Regions from separate parts of the Homo sapiens genome. Here all the other regions are linked to region 1. The links are chromatin loops, found by intact Hi-C in ENCODE. Cell type or tissue: heart right ventricle. All regions are shown on one strand. Each heading gives the region's core, and the rest is flanking DNA. Links, peaks and the distances in the headings are about the cores only. Region 1 holds the start of TCEAL7 (transcription elongation factor A like 7). Region 2 has its middle 10 kb from the start of TCEAL8. Region 3 overlaps LL0XNC01-250H12.3 (a long non-coding RNA gene). Region 4 holds the start of TCEAL8 (transcription elongation factor A like 8).

Evidence for each region. Hi-C counts contacts between places; a loop is a spot of excess contacts. Peaks named below come from ENCODE experiments on the same cell type or tissue, not always from the same donor. Only the 100,000 strongest peaks of a DNase experiment are listed, where the experiment ranks them.
Region 2: it touches region 1 in a loop (4-fold over the local background); 11 of 110 quality-filtered maps call a loop at or near these places.
Region 3: a loop joins it to region 1, with 6 times the contacts of the local background. A loop is called at or near these places in 96 of 110 quality-filtered maps.
Region 4: it touches region 1 in a loop (2.3-fold over the local background); 5 of 110 quality-filtered maps call a loop at or near these places.

What each region holds. Positions count from the first base shown.
Region 1 is chrX:103,328,406-103,332,182 of GRCh38, forward strand. It overlaps TCEAL7 (transcription elongation factor A like 7), which reads left to right and starts at 1,834. Exons shown (of 3, transcript NM_152278.5): 1 at 1,834-1,899; 2 at 2,518-2,635; 3 at 2,972-3,777. The coding sequence starts at 2,999. The coding sequence ends at 3,301. RefSeq lists an enhancer at 2,350-2,849. In heart right ventricle, for the core only: no CTCF peak of the experiment used is centred there; a DNase peak (open chromatin) is centred at 1,746; H3K4me3 peaks cover 1,561 bases; H3K27ac peaks cover 577 bases.
Region 2 is chrX:103,263,269-103,267,045 of GRCh38, forward strand. No RefSeq gene overlaps it. Among named protein-coding and RNA genes, the nearest start is that of TCEAL8, 10 kb to the left of the region's middle. In heart right ventricle, for the core only: no CTCF peak of the experiment used is centred there; no DNase peak of the experiment used is centred there.
Region 3 is chrX:103,462,998-103,466,774 of GRCh38, forward strand. All of the region lies in intron 4 of LL0XNC01-250H12.3 (a long non-coding RNA gene), which reads left to right. Among named protein-coding and RNA genes, the nearest start is that of RAB40A, 55 kb to the right of the region's middle. RefSeq lists enhancers at 1,637-1,786, 1,987-2,056. In heart right ventricle, for the core only: CTCF peaks have their summits at 1,259 and 1,945; DNase peaks (open chromatin) are centred at 1,263 and 1,974; H3K4me3 peaks cover 732 bases.
Region 4 is chrX:103,253,049-103,256,825 of GRCh38, forward strand. It overlaps TCEAL8 (transcription elongation factor A like 8), which reads right to left and starts at 2,107. Exons shown (of 3, transcript NM_153333.3): 1 at 2,030-2,107; 2 at 1,557-1,629; 3 at 1-969. The coding sequence starts at 931. The coding sequence ends at 578. RefSeq lists an enhancer at 2,044-2,093. In heart right ventricle, for the core only: no CTCF peak of the experiment used is centred there; DNase peaks (open chromatin) are centred at 1,333 and 2,143; H3K4me3 peaks cover 1,817 bases; H3K27ac peaks cover 1,856 bases.

The DNA of each region.
Region 1 (3,777 bases), core at 767-3,266:
GCCTGCTCTAAAAACTCAGTGTCTAGGCCTGCCCCACTGCCAAACTGACCCCCTGGGCTGCAGGCTTCAGCTTCACCCACCTCCCCCATCCCTGGTGCCAGACCTGCCCCCACATATTTAGGCTTCAGGCTGCCTTGGTACTTGTCAGTCATGTATTAAATGTTTTACACATATTAAATATGTAATTTAGTCCTGAAAACTCTGTGAGATACTTCAAACTATTAGCCTCATTTTATAGATGAAGCACAGAGAAGTTGCAGTATCCAAGTTTTACATTCAAGTTTATACAAAAGCTAAGTAAGTACAATTAATTCAAACTAGGATTTGTCCAATGCCATTCTTCTTACTAATATGCAAAGTCTTCAACACCCGAATCCTTCAGCCATTTTATAACTCTGAGTCTAACCATCTGCATGAAAAGCTGTTCACAGAGGATTCAGGAATTTTTCTCCCCACAAACGAATTTTTTGCCTCTATCACAACTAGTCATTCCTTAATAACTGTGACAATGATGCTCTACTGTTTTTAAGACTTTTTTCTGACCACTGAACTTTTTTCTGGAGTCATTTATATCAAACTGATTAGTGGTAACTTTATATTCATAATGAGCTGCAATCTTCCTAAAAACAACTTATGAGAAGTTTACACATCTCCCTTTCTATTGCATATATTTCAAGCTAACAAATCAAGAGCAAATCTACTTAGACAAGTACCCAAATCCTTAGCAACAAAAAGTTTAGTGTGTTGGGTGGCTAAATGTGACTAATTTTTGTTAGTACTACAAGTAGCTTTCAATACATCAGTATGGCTAAATAAGGTCATGGAAAACATAAATAGGATGGAGATGTCTAGGGAAAATGAAAAACTATTCTTTTCTGAATGAGAGTGTTGAAAAAAGTTGGGATATTAGGGGTACAGTATTGAAGAAAAAAGGGTTATGTGTATGGTATAAACTGGAAGAAAGAGGGCATGATACTGAGCTCAAACTAGTTAAAATTTGTGACTTACAGTTGCGATCTGGAAATCTAAGGGCAAGGTGCTGTAGGATTATGGTCTCAGTGACTCACCTAATGGAAGGACCTCACATGCCCGGGAGCCCCTCAAAAGAGTAGGTTCCAACTGACCTGTACATCTTAAACTTCAAAAAATATGTCTGCCTAAAGGGTCTATATTTATATTATGACTTCAGCAGCAGAAACAGGTGGCTGGCCTTTTTATCCTCCTATCTGGAATCTTTTTCCAAATGTACATATCTTTATCATATTTCTGATTATTAAAAGTATATAATAAGTTTATGGAAAAATTGGAAAAGAATAAGAAATTATCAAAACAAAAGTAAGAAGCACAATCCAAATCATTACCTCCTTTCCTAATTCACCCCATTCCCTCCAATCTGGTTTCAAGGATTGGACTCCAAGGGAAATGATGGCTATTAGTGGCTGAGAGGCGATTGGATGGAGGAGACTGCCACTTTTCTTTTCTTGTAGCTTAGAAAAGGATAAGTAATCCTCCCTCTCAGCACAACCACAAAAAAAGTAACAATGGTTAATATAACTTTGGGAAAATGCAGCCCCTCCCTGGTAATCAGAGAAAGGCAAATTCTGACCACAGGGAGAAGGCGCCACTTTTGACCTCTGGAATTAGCAAAGACAAAAATGAGTGACAGGGCCTGGTGTGGTGTGGGGTGGGAGGTTGGTAAGCCGGTCCACTTCTGCAGCGCTGCTGGTGGGAGGGGAAAGTGGGGACCAGAGATGGGGGATGACATAATCCTCACGTGATCAGGAGCTGACGTGAACCGAAGTCCTTATATTCCCGGGCTTCTTTCTCCTCTGGGTACCAGCTCCTTACTGCCCTGCAGACAAGCGTGCCGTGCGTGCTTGTGGCCAAGGGAAGGAAGAGGTAAATTCCTTAAATCCCAGCAGGTTGGAGTGAAGGAACCACTGGACCCCCGGGGTCAGTAGTGGGTGAATCTAATGACTGGAATAGGTCCAGACTTGCTTTCCCAAAACCGCTGCAAAATCGTCGGAGATAATTGTATCTTTTGCAGGGGGAAGCAAGGGGGTAGGTCGAAATCTTTTGAGAGACACCTAGAGATTTAGTGACAGCTTTGAAATAATCGGCTTCTCTCACCCTGGCATGCTTTCTTTTTATCCTTCTCCTCATCTTTCTCCAATTTTGTTAAGAGAAAATTTTAGGCCTGGGGTATGTGTTGGTGTGTGGAGAAAGGCTGAAATCCCGGGATGGAGACAACAGAAATTTAGAGATCATTTGAAAATAGTTCACCTCACTCAATGCCGGCCTGTGGTGGTGGGGTGGGGCGCGGGACGGGGCGAAGGAGGGAGACGCGGGCCTTGCAAGGCCCAGGCCTGAGGGTGAGGAGTGGGGAGTGGAAACGGAAATCCTGAAGGAAAGGATACAGACAGGAAGGAGGGGCCAGGAGGTAGAAATCCGGGGGGCGATGACGGTGATGATGAGAATCCCAGGTTCAAAATAATAACGTCTGTCTTGTCTCTGGAGCTGGTTGATCCACAGATAGCTCCTTCCTCCCCGCCCCTTCCTTTTTGTTTGGAGGTCCCAGGATCTGTGTTCACAGACATCTGGGGGAAGAAAAGGAGCAGGAAACTACCCCGCACAGGTCAGTATGAGAGAGGCACTTAGACTGAGATCTCTGAGGATAGGAGTCGGGAAGGGGCAAAAGCTAGGCGAAATTTGCGGCTTCGCAGTCCATCTCCTTTTCTGCTCCGCCTCTCCTGCCTATTGGAGAGGCCATTAGCTTTGTCTGCTGGGGAAACGGTGGGTTCCTGAGGTGGGAGGGGAGAAAAGGGGGAGATGAGAGGGTGGAGGGAACTGCCGCAGACTTATGAGGTCTGGACCTGTGGGGCAGAGATGGGAAAGTATCTTGCCTCAGAGAGAAACTGACAATCGTGATTCAAAAGTAATGAAGCAATTTGTCTTTACATTTTCTCCCTAGAGTTAAGCAGGAAACAACAACAACATCATGCAAAAACCCTGCAAAGAAAACGAAGGAAAGCCAAAGTGCAGCGTGCCAAAGAGGGAGGAAAAACGCCCGTATGGAGAATTTGAACGCCAGCAAACAGAAGGGAATTTTAGACAGAGGCTGCTTCAGTCTCTCGAAGAATTTAAAGAGGACATAGACTATAGGCATTTTAAAGATGAAGAAATGACAAGGGAGGGAGATGAGATGGAAAGGTGTTTGGAAGAGATAAGGGGTCTGAGAAAGAAATTTAGGGCTCTGCATTCTAACCATAGGCATTCTCGGGACCGTCCTTATCCCATTTAATTAATTTCTCTGACAATTCAATTATTTTCTGTTATTAATGTTGCCACTGCTTTCTGTTTGTCTGCACTTTCTTGATAAATATTTGCTATCGTTTTACTCCAGTCATTCGATGTTGCTGAGATTTACATATGACTCTTGTCAACATCTCATCTTTTGACCCAATCTTATTCATTTAATAAGAGGTCTCATTCATTTGCATGGAAAAATGCTCATTGTATATTGCAAAGTGAAAATAACGAGTTGCAAAACAGTGTATACATATATGTGTGTATATATGTACACTTTATTTGTACATTTCTATGTGACATAATGCAAAGGAAAGTGTCTGATTTTATTATACACCAAAGGTTAACAGTGAATCTCTGTGTGATCTCTTTTTTTTTCTTTTTGCCTATCTGCATCTTCTCACTTGCCAAAAAATGAATATATGTTTATGTGTGTATATTACTTGTGTCACAAAAAACCCTAAAGTAGAC
Region 2 (3,777 bases), core at 620-3,119, 65 kb before region 1:
AGGTTCATTTTTTGCAGATAGATGTTTAGTTGTTTCAGTGTCATTTGTTGAAAAGACAATTCTTTCTTCCTTGAATTACCCTTGTGCATTTGTCAAATATTAGTAGACTATATTTGTGTGGGTTTATTTCTGAGCTGTCTTGTTTCATTGATCTATGTACCTACTATTTTTCTGTTACCAAACCATCTTGCTTAATGTAGCTTTATAAAAAGTATTGAAATTGGTTAGTGTGTGTCCTCCAATTTTGTCCTTCTTTTTCTGTATGTTTTGGTTATTCTATTTCCTTTGACATTTCATTTCAATTTTGCAACTAGCTTGTTGATATCTACAAAAATGCTTGCTCTAATTCCATTACTGAGTATATACCCAAAGAAATATAAATCATTCTACTATAAAGACACATGCACACGTATGTTCATTGCAGCACTATTTACAATAGCAAATACATGGAACCAACCCAACTACTCACCGTGATAGACTGGATAAAGAAAATGTGGTGCATATACACCATGGAATACTATGCAGCCATAAAAAAGAATGAAATCATGTCCTTTGCAGGGACATGGATGAAGCTGGAAGCCATCATCCTCAGCAAACTAACACAGGAACAGAAAACCAAACACCACATGCTCTCACTCATAAGTGGGAGTTGAACAACTAGAACACATGGACACAGGGAGGGGAACAACACACACTGGGGCCAATTGTAGGGTGGGGGCAAGGGGAGGGAGATCATTAGGGCAAATAGCTAATGCATGCGGGGCTTGAAAACCTAAATGAAGTATGTTGATAGGTGGTGCAGACCACCATGGCACATGTATACCTATGTAAAAAACCTGCACCTTCTGAACATGTATCCTGGAATTTAAAGTAAAATACAATAAAATAAAATAAATAAAAATTAAAAAAATTTTTAAATTCTTGCTCTGATTTTCATTGGGATATACACCAAATTGAGAAGTACTGACTTCTTAATAATGCTGACTCCTCCAATCTATAAACACAGAATGTTTCCATCTTAAAATGTCTTCTTTAATTTCTTTTTATCAGTGTTTTATTGTTTTCAGTAAACAGGTCCTGCACACACTAAGTTAGATTTACACTTAAGTGATCCATTTTTTGGTGCTATTGTAAATGGCATTTAAAATTTTTTAAATTCTAATTTTTCATTTTTTGTATATAGGGATAAAATTGACAGGTTGACCTTATATCCTGTAACCTTGCTAAACTCACCTAAGAGTTCTAGACTCTTTCAAGAATTCTTTAGGATTTTCTGCATAGATAATCATGTCTGTGAACCCAGTTTTATTTCTTCTTTTCCCATTTGTATGTTTTTTATTTGTTTTTTCTTGCCTTACTTCATGGACTAGGACTTCTACTACTGTACTAAATAAAAGTAGTGGGAAATTAAAAAAATTCCAGATGGGAAAGAAAGGAGAAAAATGATGTCTGTTTGGAAATTATATGGTCTTGTATATAGATAATAATAAGGAATACACTAAATTTATGGATCTATAGGTTCAATGCAGTCCCTATCAGAATCCCAGCTGGAATTTTTTTTAAAGAATTTGACATGCTAATTCTAAAATTCATATGCCATTGCAAGGAACCCTCAATATCAAAAAGTTTTCAAAATAAACAAAACAAGAAGAAACAAAGCAGCAAAGTTGGAAGGAGTCACACTTCTGATTTCAAACTTACTACAAAGCACAATAATCAAGACAATGCAGTACTGGCATAAGGATGGACACTTAGATCAATGGAATAGAATGTAATCTGTAGATCAATGGAAAGTATTAGTATTTTAAAAATATTAAGTCTTCCCATCCTTAAACATAAGTTGCCTTTCCTTTTATTTAGATCTTTAATTTCTTTCAACAGTGTTTTGTAGTTTTCAGGTTACAAATTTTGCACTTCTTTTATGAATTTTATACCTAAGTATTTCATTCTTTTTGATGCTATGGTAAATTGAATTGTATTCTTAATTGCATTTTCAGTCCAATTATTGATTCCATATACAAACACAATTGGTTTCTGTGTGTTGACTTTGTATGCTACAACATGCTAAACGTGTATATTAATTTTAATAGTTTATTAGTTTACTCCTTACTGTCTTCTAAATATTAATACAAGATCATGTTATCTCCAAATAGAAATGTTTTCTTCTTCTTTTCCTATCTGATTGCTTTTTCTTTCCATTTCTTGCCTAATTGCCCTGTCTAGAACCTCCAGTATGATGTTGAAAAGTCGTAAGAGCAGATATTCTTGTCTTTTTCCATATTTTAGGGGGAAACATCCAATGTTTCACCACTAAGTATGATATTAGTAGTGGGATTTTTTAGATGCCCTTAATCAAGTTGAGAAACTTTTCTTCTATTCATAATTTGTTGCATGGTTGTTGCAATCAGGTGTTGGATTTTGTTGAACTATTTTCTGCATTTTTGGAGAACAGTGTGGATTGTTTTTATTCTATTGATATAGTTAGCTTACAGTATTTTTTCAGTGTTCAAATTTTATTTTTAATCTTGTGCTTAGTTTTTCTATTCATTATTCAAAGTAGAATACTGAACTCTCCAATTATTAAGGATAAATTGTCTATTTTTTCTGTAAATTCTGTCACTTTTTGCTTCATTCATTTTGGGACACAGTTGCTAATTGCATATATGTGTAATACTTTTGCATCTTTCTGATGGATTGCATCGTATTTCTGATGAAATACATCTTATCACTATAAAATACCATGCTTTACCTCTAGTAATATTTTTTATTTTAAATTCCATTTTGTCAGATAATAGTGTATCTACTCCAGCTTTATTTTTGTTGTTTACAGTATGTACGTATGTGTGTGTGTGTATATATATGTGTGTGTGTGTGTATATATATCCTTTTATTTTCAACCTACTTGTGTCTTTAAATCTAAAGTGTGTCTTCTGTAGACAGCATATAGTTGGATCTTTTTAAAAATCCAGTCTGACAATCTCTGCCTCTTGTTTGAATTGTTTAATCCTTCACATTTAATGTTATTATTGATACAATTGGATTTATGTCTGCCAACTTACCTTTTGTCTGTCATATATCTTCTGTCTTTCTTGTTCCTCTTTTGCTTTTTTCTTGCATTAAGTGAATATGTTTTGAGGAAGCATTTTAATTTCTTTAATAATTTTTTCATTATATTTTTTGGAATTTTTTTTAGTGGTTTCCCTAGGATTTGGCATATACATATTAACTTATGAGAATCTACTTCAGATTGATACTAATTAATTCTAGTGAGATATAGAAACCTCACTTCTATATAGCTCTATTCCCATTTCCCACTTTTTGTGATATTATTGTTTTCATATTATGTCTATAAATGTTATAATGTATAAATGTTATAAATCCAACCATTGTCATCATTATTACTTTATATAATTTTGTCTTGTATGGAAGATGAAAAAAGAAAAGAAAGCAAGTATGTATTTATAGAATATATTTTCCCCCACACCCCTGCTGTGTAAAGCCTCTTACATCACTCTTCATAGGGCACAGCCTTGAGTTTGTCCACAGTCAATCTGGGTTTTTGCAATTTTGTCTTTCACCACCTCTTTCCCTGGACACACCTGGCTGTTGAGCTACACTAATTGCTGGTTGATTGCTCTATTGTTTTCGACAATGCACTAGGGCATAGAATGCTCCACAGGTTCATGGTATTAAATTTGGACTTCTTTGCAGAGATAGCATTTTTTTTTTTTAAACAGTCTTGCTCTGTCGCCCAGGCTGGAGTGCAATGGTGCGATT
Region 3 (3,777 bases), core at 719-3,218, 130 kb after region 1:
TATATTATATATCAATTGAAAAAATAAATAAAGGTAATAGTAATGTTCAAAAAAAGAGATATCCTTGCTGATTCCCACTTTATAGATGAGAAACTGAGTGGCAGAGAGAATAAGGACTTTGCCTGAGACTACACAGTTAGGGAGTGGGACAGCTTGGATTTGTGTCCAGGATGTCATGCTTCAGAGCCTGAAAACTGTCACAGATTTCTTAGGTGAAAGAAACAGTCTGCACAAGCGTGCATGTTTTAGGAATGCATTTAAAGTAATACTTAGTATGTTAATAGATGTATACAAACACTGGCCCTAGTAACAAAAAGGTGAATGGTGACCTTGGTAAGATCACATTCATTACAATCCTGGCAATGGAAGTCATAGTGCAGTGGGATAGGGGGTTAGTGGCGAATAAAGAATGTTAACAAGGAATGCAGAAAACTATTTTTAGAGCTTTAACTTTGAAGGGAAAAGAGGAGAGAGAGAGAGAGAGGAAGAAGAAGAGGAAGAGGAAGAAGGAGGAGGGAGAGGGAGGGGTATCTTAAGTGGAAAAGATAGGTTGTCAAAGAAGATGAGGACTGTGATTGCACTTTTGGAGAGGACTATGATGTGTGTTGGGGGTCGAACATGTTCGTGTGCACGTCACCTACAGGGATGCGTCTGGAGAGCGTGCATTATCCTAAGGGACAACAGACCCCTTGGGGCCAGGGGGTAGGAGTAGGGTCAGTGAGAGATGCAGGATGATTTAAATGTATTGAAGTGCTTTTGCATAGTGTTTGAAATTTTGTATTCGGGGGGAAAAAGTATTTTAATAAAAATTGAAAACAAAATACTTATCATCAGATTGACAAAAGTAATGTGCACATATATTCCATATATATATATATATTTTTTTTGCTTTGGAAAAGCATTCATTGTAGCCAATTTTATGGGGAAACAAAGCAGATTTTAAAAAATGAATGGAGTGTGTGTGTGTGTGTGTGTGTGTGTGTGTGTGTGTGTGTGTGTGTTTCTAGCTAGTCTAGCTCCACCACCTCAAGTACAGCTCACAGTTGCAGTATTATCTTCAGTTCAGACCAGGACTGGCTTCTGATCTCAGATTTAGATATCCCACAAAAAGTGCTTCTGTTAATATTCCAGAAAAAATGATGGATACAGAAGGATAGCTGGATGTAAGTGAAAAGTTCCAGAAAACCATGTCTGATCCCATTAATCAAGCTCCCAACTTTCATCCCTCCCTGCCCGCTGCTGAGTCCCCTGGTCTACACTCAGAGTTGCAATCCTGACTCTGGCCACCAAGAGGCATTACAGCTATCTCCACGTTCCTTGCTCTTTCTTAATGAAAAGGGGTAAATTTCGCAGAGTAAGTAATGTTATGAAACTTTTCTTTACTGTGATACCAATAGTTCGGAATACCCATTTGTATATTAAAGCAGGCCAATTTGCTGTTGATTCCAAATCTACAGCGCATTCAGTAATTTATTTTTTCCTTCATTAGCGTAGGTTGAGGTGTCCACGCTGTAGGGGGGGGTCCCTCCTGGAGAGCAGGGTGTTCACCACCCATCACTCCAACCCTGTACAGGCTTCTCAGACTCTCTCCCACTCCCTCCCACTGACCCCCCTCTCCAAGACATTGTGGACACATCTGCCCAGACCCCACTCCAGCGCCTCATCCTTTCAGTCACTTCCTGCTGCCCTGGGCTCCCCCAATCCTGCCTCCCAGCAACAGCCAAGGCACATCAGACCTACCTGGTGTTTCATCCTATGGATGTCCCACAGTATGTTTTTACACTCTTTTTTACACCTGTCAGGGTTGTTTTTTTTTTCCAGACAGAATCATTCTGCAGTTCCTTTCATAGACTGGGTTTTAGGGGAGGATACCGTATTTTTCTGCTCCTTGCTTACACTTTGTAGAGAAGTTTGATAATAGTGGTACAGTGATGCCCCCTCATGACAGAAGCCTGAACTGCAGCAGCTTGAACATCGCTGAGCAGGAAGGTGGGAGGGAGGTGCTGTGGCCCATGCACACCCTACAGAGTTTTCTGGAAGTGTGAGTAGAAAAATGGGCATTCCCACTGTACAGGGATACTGACGGCCACCAGACAGAAAGTGTAGCCTCTTTATGTGCTATGTGAAAGCACAAAATGATCATTTCTGTGTTTATGCTTTCAAACCTCTGGATAAATAGCTATAGACCTATATAAGCAAAAATGCATCTTGGCCACTAAGTGATCTTTGTGACCCACATTTGCCCTCATTGTGATCATCTTTGCATACACATGCGTTTCCATAATAATGTTTTAAATTTCCTTCCAAAAATAATTGTAGTCTCTTTTTTTTATCAACCAGGTGGTTCATCATGTGGGTGCCCCAAAAATTCATTTAATTAGTATCCCAGTCATAAAAATGTAGTTGCTTTAACATTTTTTCCTGTTACAAACAATAGTATACTTAATATCCTCCTCATATATATGCAAATATATTTGTAAGCATTTCTGTCAAAAAAAAAAAAGTTCCTGGAAGTGGTCTTTCAAAACCCTGGGAACTGTAAAATTTTATATTAACATAGTGAAATCCAAATACTATTTCTAACTTATATTCCTTACATAACAGTATGTAAGGACCTTGTGTCTTCACACATTAGAAATAATGTGAATCATTGCTAATCTTACAGGCAACAAATCACCTCTCATCGTTATCTTCATTAAAACTTGTTTTGCTGAATTCTAGAATTCCATCCTATGGATATGACATCAGTTTTCTCAAACCTGTGTTAGTCAGAGTGTTCTGATATTCCCTGTTATCTACACTGTGTGGAAGACATCTTTTCAGAGTCTGTGCATGGCTGAAGGGCACAGTTCCTGTAGCTGTTTACACTGGTGAGCCAAATGGGTCCTCTTAGAGCCTTACTAACTGTCTTGGAGGTTATTACAGTACTAATAACAGAACCTGGTTGCTGTACATGTGTGTGTATTTGTCACTGCTTGTGTGTGTGCACAGCATTTCCCTCTGCTTCCTTCTGCCCCTTCATAATTTGGTGTACCGGTTGGTCTTTCTTCCTAAATTCAGGCCCAGAAATAAAGGAAGGGAATTTTCAGAATGACAGTACTTATAACCAGATGCTTATCAGCATCCTTCACAATGTCCTGAAGATAAACTTCTAAAAGGTAAATTGTTGGTGCAAAGGGTGTGCACCTATGTAGCCCTTTGATAAGTATTGCAATACTGACACCCAGAGAGGTAATGCCATTTAGATTCCTCAGGTGGAGTCACAGGAGAAAATCCCAAGAGGAGTAAAAAATAATAATGCTGATGTCATGTTAGAGTGGAGGCCCTGGATGCTGTTGTGGACCCACTCTCCAGTTTCTTCCACAGTTAGAAGATGTGGAAGTGATCAGGTGCAACTCGAATTTTTCATACAAGCAAAGCCCGAGTCAGCGTGAGGGGTGGTGGTGGTGGGGCAGGGAGAGACTGCCATTGCTTGGAGTTACTTAGGACACAGTCAGCAGGGCTGGGATACAGCTACGGTTTTATATATATTCATGGGTATAGAAAACATGGGCATCAAGGCCTTCATATGAAAAAGTTTGGTCATTACTGAGGTACAACAGAAGGCTTTCTTGCAATATAATTACAGACAATGAAATTCGCAGTTTTAAGGATACAACTTGATGATTTTCAGTAAACAAAAGTTGTGCAACCATCACCGTAGTTGAGTTTTGGAGGTTTCCATCACTATAAAATGTCCCATCATACTTGAACGCAGTTAATCCCTGCTTTCACCCC
Region 4 (3,777 bases), core at 842-3,341, 75 kb before region 1:
GAGGTTTACATTTCTTTTTAAAGTTCTTTCATCAAGAGTTTAGGTGCCCCCATTGCCCTCATAAGCTGGTTGCAAATTATTTGACTCTTACTTGTAAAAAAAATCCTTAATTCTTTTTGTGTGTGAGACACGTGTTCATTAAAAAGTACATATAAGCAAAAAGAACAAAAAGAAGAAAACAAATAAAATTTCACACCACACAGAAATAAGCTTGGTTAAGTTTGTGATATATGTTATATGGATGTATGTATACACACACGCACACACACAAAGTTTGGAATTTTATCCTACATATGTGAGCTGATATTAAATATGCTGCTTTGCCATAACCTGTTATGTTTTACTTTACAACATGGAATGAACATATTCCCATGCAAATGTGTGAAAGTTTCCAATTGAAAAATAGACCTGGAAAATGGGTCAAAATCCAAAATCCAATGAGATGCTGGTACCAAGGAAATTACCTAAAACAAAATTTCATCAGATGATTAAAAGTAAAATGGAGGTCAAAGATACATCAGAAAATGCTAACAGAAAGAAAGCTGGGGCCAGATTTTAATATTAGGCAAAAATGAATTCAAGGCCTAAAGCACACAGGATAAGGACGGCTGCGTGAATGTCTTTGCTTCCAATGCATCATCACAAACTTGTTTCTTACTCTTCTTATCTCTTCCCTAAGCCTTTCAAGCTCATCTACTCCTCTTATCATTTCTTCAGGGTCCAAATGCCTAACGGGTGTGTCCTCTTTAAATCCCTGGCCAGGCTGATTCGGCCCTCCTCTGGGGTTTCCTTCTGCTTCCTGGCTTACGCCTTCTTCGGAAGGTTGAGGATTTCCTTCTGCCTCCTGTGGTACATCCTCCAAAGGGCGATCTTCCTCGGCCTTTGGCATGTTCTGTGGTTTTCCCTCATTTTCTTCACAAGACTTTTGCATATTGAGTATTTTTTATTTCCTTTTTGAATAAATTAATCCTAGAAAACAAGGAAACAAAACTACTAGATTCCAGGCAAACAGACCAGCAGTCAGAGTATGGGGTCCCATAGCGACTGGCCTTTTTTGACTCAGTACCCTAATTGTCAAAAGTTTTCCAACTAGAGAAAGCTGGATCCTCAGGCTCAGAACTCCCCTGACTCCACCTCCCTTCGCGCCCCCTTTCGTTCCAGCTCCATCTTTCTCCTCCTGCTCCTGCCCACCATCTTCCCAGCAGGCCCTGCTACAAGCCTCTCCTAATACTGAAATGGGAGCAGTACGGAAGCAATTAACCCTTCTCCCGCCTCTGGTCTCCAACACTCCCGCCCTTCAGACTTTCCCAGGCCCTCTCAACCTCCAGCCTCTCACCTGAGACGGCTGGTCCAGTCTCTGGCCTCCCCTCCCCCTTCAGCGTCTCTTAAGCCTCCTCCTCCCCCGCCTCATTTCCGCTGCAGGCTCGGCACCGGCCTCTGGCACTTAATCCGGATGGGGAGGGGCTGCTGCGACCCCAGGATGTGCTTTGGTGTCACTCACACTTCCACCCCCACCCGAAGAGACCTGAAGCAATTGCACCTTTACAAAAACTGACCTGCAGGGATTCAGGGGATTTTCCTCTCTCTTCCCTCACCTCGATTTGTGTCGCGCCCAAAAAACCAAATATCCTGCAGACAGATGGGAGTGTTTGGTGAGCAGACTAGTACCTGGATCACGGGTCCCTTTCATGATTCTAGGCCATGTTGGTGTAAAGTTTCCCATGTCCTCATCCTCGCCCTCCTTTTATGGCAACCCCGCCCTCCTCCGTGCCCACCGTTTTTCTGCAAGCAGGGAGTAGGAAAAGCAAGTTTCTTCCAAACAGTTTCTATGTCTCTCTCTCAGGACCCTTAATTAGCTACCCTTCTCTCTCTCCACCCGCCATCCCCCACCAAACAGCCCCAAATTTCCTGCACAAAATGGGAGTTTGGCGGAACAGAAGTGGGGAAAGCAGTGCCGGCCCCGCTTGCTTTCTGCTCTCGGCCTCCTCGACCCCAGGGTCTCCAAGTCAGCGCCCACGTTTATACTAACCTGAAAGGATCTTGGGCACTTTTCTCCTTCTCCAGCAATAAGGAGCTGCTACAGGGAAACAGGCCCTGGACTATAAGGACTTCTGCACACGTCGACTCCTGGTCACGTGAGAGTCGCGTCATCACTGAGCTCGAGTCCCCAGTTACCCCTCCCATTAACACTGCAGCCCGCCCGCTGCGTTCCCTCCACTTGATACTGTCAATCTTTTTTCGTATTTGCCAATCGGAGACAATAAACTGTTATCTTCGCCCTGGAGTATTTATTCGCCTTTCTCAGATTACCAGGAGGATCAGCCTTTTAGGGGTAATCGACCATTTCTCCTTCTTTGAGGAATCATCTCTTTCTTCTGCTCCCAATACTCCCACCTCCCCTCCTCCAAGACCCCTACAGTCCACCATTTCCCCTGGAATCCTATCCAGCATTGAAATGGGCAAAGGTGGTAGATCGGGAAGAGGGGGCTGGAAAAGAATCTAAGGTTGAAAGTGGAGGATTTGACTAATCCTCTTGAATAGTTTTCTGTTGTGTTCTATGTTTTCAGCAATCAGCATACTTTTAAAAATGGTATCAGAAAACGGATGCCTCATAAGCAATATGTAACACTTAATATGAAGGACAAATTAGTTATATCAATGTGTAAGACTTTGGAAAAGTTTTCTAATGGCTGGAAATGAAATGACAATATTCACAACATATTGATGTGTTAGAATTTTTTAAAATCTTACCAAACAGCACTTAAAAAATTGACTCCCAAATTAATGTGTGGAAGGAGGCCTAGTTTTCTCTTGTTAGCAATTTTGTATAGGTAATCTACTACTCTTTCTATTTCTGGCAGAACTCAAGTTATCAAGTGTTGGATGTCTGATCTTTTTCATTGATGACCACTGGTGGCATCCACTAAGGTTTCACTTGGAGGCTTCAGACAGACTTCCTCCCCATTTCCTCTATAGGATTCAGTATCTTGTTAATCAGATAAGTCCACAGAAAAGCCTGCTTTCCACTGAGTAAAATTCTTTTGGAACTCAAAGTAGTATGTTTCTTGGAAAACATTTCGTTGTTGGGAAATAACTCATACACTCATGAAACACTCAGAAAAGAGAATTCTCTGTATCTCACCATCAGGCTTGAGGCTTCTTTGCATGGCATTTTCATTCATGGCACTCTTGAGATAGTCTGGTATCATCCACTGTGTCCCATTAAAAGAACTATTGACATGCATAATTGTTATGATTAGAAAGCAAAGAGAACAACATTGCTGTAAAAAATAATATTAAACAGGAAACTGATATCCCTGCAACTCAGAATCCACTGGTACTTGGAAGGATGGTGGTGCCTGGAGTGGCATTCTGGCCAATGGAGCCAGCTGGAGAGTCAGAAGAAGACAGAGGGGGTCTTTTGTCTAGGGTGGTCACAGCAGGATGCCTTAGCCAACAAGAACACCCACCAGAGAAGAGAAAAGAAGGTTTGGAAAAAATAAATATTTTTTGGACTTAATGATTTATAGTTGAAGCATGACAAATTTCTTCCACACTTGAGGGATAAATGTTCTATTGTTTGAGAGAGAGCTTTTAATATAAATATAACTAGCAAATTATAAAGATTTAATCATTGCCTATCACCAAATGTTTCCACTCTTTTAAATGTAACCATTTAGTGAGGAACAACTCTGATCTTTTAAAAGAAAAATCATCAGCAGCAAAATGGACTTTGTGTGTGTGTACACTTCTATGAAGTTTAACCAATGTATAGAT